Linked DNA regions of Homo sapiens: region 1 is linked to region 2. Evidence: chromatin loops called from intact Hi-C (ENCODE). Cell type or tissue: dorsolateral prefrontal cortex. All regions are shown on one strand.

Region 1 (2,500 bases), 410 kb before region 2:
TTGGTGATTTAGAAACTTTAATCCTGGTTCATGACTAATACTATGCAGATGTTTGTTATACAAATATAGAAATTAGCTTCTTTGTATCATTAAAAGGTATCTCAATGAAAACACCGTAAATTTAATTTTTCACATTATCCAAAAAGGAAACTATATTTTCAGAGTATAAGAGTTTCCATCTGTAGATATAATAAATGTAATATTAAAATGTGTGACTCAATGGTATCAAAAGGGAGAATGCCTAGGCCTATGAAATAACTCTCAAATAGGAAAAGAATGAAACGTCATTTTGGTTAAGTAGACTTTACACTAGTTGAAGATTGATTCATTAAGCAAAGTTCAAGCACACTTTCTATTCATATAAATAGTGTGTATAATGCCATTTTGCAAAGATGACAGTGGAAACTTGTATTTCTGAGAGTGGCTAAAATAGCTTGTAAACAGTATCTTTGCAATTTGACATTCCAAGTGCTGCTTGCAGGGCAGCACATCTGAGGGTTGGTAGGGGAAGAGTATCTGAGGATAGCACTATTTTGGGTGTTTCCAAGAAGCAGAAAGTTGGTTCTTTGATTTTATTACCTATTATTGTCTCAAATTAGAATGCCAAAGGGGGCATTTTATTAAAATAAAAGCCTGATGAATACAAGCAAAAAAAAAAAAAAAGCTTCAAGCCGTTGAGAAATTTGAAATCAAAACAGAAATTTTAAAGAAAAGTATGATGTGAAAATAAAGGAAAGTAGAGAAGAAGAAAGGAAAGAGATGTAGCAGATAATTAGACAAAAGTGAAAGGAAGGGCCCTAGTTCTGAAACCACTTCCGCTTAAACCAAAATGGCACCAAAAATTTTAAGCCAGGGTATTTAAACTGCTGGAATATTTCATCCTGAAAAATTATATTTTTCAAGCAAAATAACTACTTTGTGTCCAAATTCTCTGAATAATTATGGCAATTTCTCTCTTCTATTTGCACTTCCATTTGCATTATAGGCACTACTTAAATACAAACAGGAGTGGCTCACTGAGATCACAGAAGAGAGACTTCTCACAAAGCCGCTAGATGGCGTGAGAGCACTGCATTGGACCTGCTCTGCCACACGGCCGCGTGTAACATTGAGGCGTTTATTCTCTTCACGCTGAGAGCTCAGTGTTTAGTCAAGTAAGACGCGTTTTCTTTCAGAGAGATCTTTCTGTGTTGCATGACACTTTTTAGGACACAAAGGGGGTATTCCGCCCTCCCCATACACACACTAAGAAAATGTCGAATTAAATTTGGAATAGTAAAAATCATTTCAGTATTTACTGGGGCTTCCTGAGAACTTTACCTTTCAGCTCTTTAGGGGATAGTCTGCTATTTGTTATGCAGCCTTCCTTAATAGGTAGTTATAGGGAAAAAGTCCCTTCAGCATTATGCCTGTGCTCAAACAACTGCAGACAAAGTTTGCATATTCTCAGTCATCCCCTCTCTTTTTCCTGATTTTTTTTTCATCAAAAATTCTCTTTGTTTTTCTTCATCTGATATTGTGGGGTCCCTCATTAAGGACTGTAATATGAAAAGCTGGATTTAAAACTGCTGTCAAAAAGGAGGTTGTCCTCTTTTAATATTCTTTACCAGCAAAGCAAAAGGAAATGTCTTTGTTCTTGCTTTATAAATGCAATGTTTTTTGCTTTATTTAATGTTTCTGCCAGATCACTAGGCACCTTCTAATCTACCCTCCCAACTTTGAGATATACTTTTATATTTGGTCTTTGCAGATTCCCAATACATGCATGAGGCATCTCTCTGTGCCTCCACAACAGGACTAATTACCATATTCCTCCAGATATTATCACTATCTCCCTTCACAAAGTGTCCAATGTAAAAGCTGTTTTGATCTTTCAGATAAGTGCCTTAATTTAAAATAATAGCAAAAAGGTAAAATTAGGCCTCTATGCTCAGCAGTGCATGAATGACAAATCTGTTGTAGTTTGGGGTATATTTTTAAAGATTCCTTTTAAAACCTCTTATAGCAAATTTACATATGATCAAAAATGATATTACACATTGGCGAACTGAAGTGCATAATTTACTTCATATGCTACTGATATAGTTATGTTTATACGTATAATGGGTTTTACAGTTTTGGTATAATATCATACCAGTTCAAAAACTGAAAGATTTTTAAAAGCATTTTTTTTCAGTTTTTATCCACCTCTGAAAAGTTATTTTTTTCCTGTATAGTGTCTCAGAGCAAGATGTATCATTTTTAATGTACACTTTTAGCCCTAATATCCATGAATTTATGAAAACCGGAGATTTTATGAGGGCATTCAACTAAAATATTTGTCAAAATAAGAATTCAATAATGTAGTTATACCTCTTTAAAATGCAAATATTGGAGAACAAATGGGCAACTTGGCAAAACTTGCTTCATAGTGTTACATTTTTGTTTTTACCCTGTGTAGTTCTGGTTTATAAGAACATGTTAATTTGTCATATTAATAGATGAAATGAGTCATTTGGAT
Region 2 (2,500 bases):
TGGTCACTTCCTGGGCTGCATACCTTGTACTGGGTGGCATTATACACACAAGTCCTTTTTAAACAAAAAGACTATTTTAACTTTTTTTTTTTAACCCTACCTCAGTCTGAAGAAGGTCAGTTGAAGTCCTTACTGTACAAGTCCAAAATTTAAAAAAATGAGTTCCACAGTGAACTTCCTCATGCTTCGGCTATGCGTGGACCAGTCAGCTTCCGGGTGTGACTGGAGCAGGGCTTGTCTTCTTCAGGGTCACTCTGCAAGGGTTGTCCAGGCTTGGTCTTGCCTTCTAGGTTTCAGGTGCTGCAGGTTTTACATGGCTGTGGTGGATCCAGGCTGGGATTCCCTCTACCTTCACAGCGGTGGGAGTGGTCAGGACGACAATCTGGGGTCCTTTCCACTGTGGGCACAAAGAGGCTACGTTCCAGTCCTTGATCCACACTCAATCACCTGGGGAGAAAGGGTGAACTGGGGAGAATAAGCTAACAGGGCATCTCTCATTTACCCAGGCTGAGATTGTGTAATTTTTCCTAAAGCCTGTAGCTGTCGCTGTAACTCAATTTCACCTAACTCTTGGGGAGTGCCTGGAAGTCCCCACAATATGGGAGGGGGCCTATGATATAGTATTTTATAAGGGGAATATCCTGCTCTTTTAGAAGGGGTACATCTAATTTTAAATAATACCATAGGGAGAGCCTGTATCCATTTTAATCCTTTTTCCTGACATACTTTCCCTAAACTATTTTTGATAGTCTGATTCATCCGCTCCACCTTTCCGGAACTCTGAGGCCAGTAGGCAGCATGCAGTTTCCATGTGATCCCCAGTACCTTTGCCGTCTTCTGTACCAAGTCAGCCACAAACGCCAGCCCATTATCTGAGCCGATCCGTAAGGGCAGTCCAAATCTAGGAATAAGATCTCAAAGAAGCACATGGGTTATTTCACAAGCTTTCTCAGTTCGTGTTGGATAAGCCTCCACCCACCCAGAGAAGGTACACACAAGAACTAGTAAATACTTGTTACCTCCACACTTTGGCATCTCTGTGAAGTCTAGCTGGAGATCTTCAAAGGGGGCTGCTCCATAAGCTTGCATGCCGGGTGGAACGGCTGGACCTTGCCTTGCATTATGCTGTCGGCAGGTAACACACCGCTGTGTCAGTTTTGGCAAAGGCTGACAAATGCGAGATGTAGAAATACTGGCCTAACAACTTTCCAAGTGACTCCTGACCTAGATGGGTGGTTTCATGCACAGCCAGTACAATTGCAGCTCCTAGCAGCTGTGGCACAGCTACTCTCCCATCTAGTAACCGAATGCATCCTTCCTCCATCACTTGTCCTCCCTCTACCTGGAGAAAGTCCTTTTCTTCTTTAGAATAAGTAGGTACAAGATCAGGTGCTTGAGGGAGCAGAGGGGCTGTGACTGATGCCCGCAAAGGGGCAGATGCTGCTTTTGGAGACTCTGAGTCAGTGCGGGAATTCCCCAAACCCACCAAGGTGGAAGCTCGCTGGTGTCCTTTGCAATGCATAACTGCCACCTTGTGGAGTTTCCATACTGCTTCTAACTGCAAGATTTCTTGTTGATATTCTATGTCTTTTCTGTTTATGTTTAATCTAATTTCTGATATAGTTGCATTCATTTCCACTACTTTTGATTTCAGTCCCATCTGGTTTGTTTTCATCTTTTAAATTAATATTATTCCATTTCCTTCTTTTATTTACTTGTTATAGATTCTTTTATGGATTATCTTAGAGATTACAGTGTACATTATTCTTTTATTACAATACAAATTACATTCACACTTTCATGATACTGCTAAAAACATATTGTTTTAACCTCATTTATCCTTTCCTTTTCCATTGTTATTGTGAACTTTAAATATGCTGAATTTTAAAATAACACAGGCATTCAATAATTGTTTTTTGTCCATTTGCTTAAATATTTATAATGTCTTCCTTGTCCATTTCCATGTCTTCATCTATGATTATTGCCCTTCATCCTGACCACAAATCTCCTTAGTTTTTCTTTTTAAAGTCTTTCTATTAAAAGCCATGGAATCCTACATTAGTAGCTATTTTCTTTTAACATATTAAAGATGTAATTCCAAACGGAAAATGATGTCAGCAAGATAGCAGAAGAGGAAGTCCTAGACCCTCCTTCCCCCAACAGGGACACCAGCTCAACAACAATACACATCCAGATATCCTATATTAGACTCTTCATCTTAATTTATTGTCTGCATTCTCTCCACTAGATGCTAAGCTCTTGGAGGGAAGAGATTTTGCTGTTTTGTTCATTGCTGTAGCTAGGGTGTGTGGAACAGCCTATGGCACATTACAGGCACTCAACATGTATTTACTGAAAAATAACCAAATGGGTACAAACCAAATTATTCCAGAGAAAACACTCTTTGTGAAGTCATTTTCAAATAACAATAAATGAATGCCCTCCAACATGATCTGTAACCATTCCTAAAATCAAACATAGCTGTATGTTTTTCTCATAA

Evidence for each region. Peaks named below come from ENCODE experiments on the same cell type or tissue, not always from the same donor. Only the 100,000 strongest peaks of a DNase experiment are listed, where the experiment ranks them.
Region 1: a loop joins it to region 2, with 12 times the contacts of the local background. A loop is called at or near these places in 6 of 110 quality-filtered maps.

Annotation. Positions count from the first base shown.
Region 1 is chr5:87,780,265-87,782,764 of GRCh38, forward strand. No RefSeq gene overlaps it. Among named protein-coding and RNA genes, the nearest start is that of LINC02144, 48 kb to the left of the region's middle. In dorsolateral prefrontal cortex, CTCF peaks have their summits at 1,053 (motif pointing right) and 1,264; a DNase peak (open chromatin) is centred at 1,077; H3K4me3 peaks cover 1,680 bases; H3K27ac peaks cover 2,500 bases.
Region 2 is chr5:88,189,137-88,191,636 of GRCh38, forward strand. It overlaps a transcript of TMEM161B not described here. Among named protein-coding and RNA genes, the nearest start is that of TMEM161B, 78 kb to the right of the region's middle. RefSeq lists an enhancer at 1-1,164. In dorsolateral prefrontal cortex, a CTCF peak has its summit at 1,558 (motif pointing left); DNase peaks (open chromatin) are centred at 1,115 and 1,475; H3K4me3 peaks cover 1,118 bases; H3K27ac peaks cover 511 bases.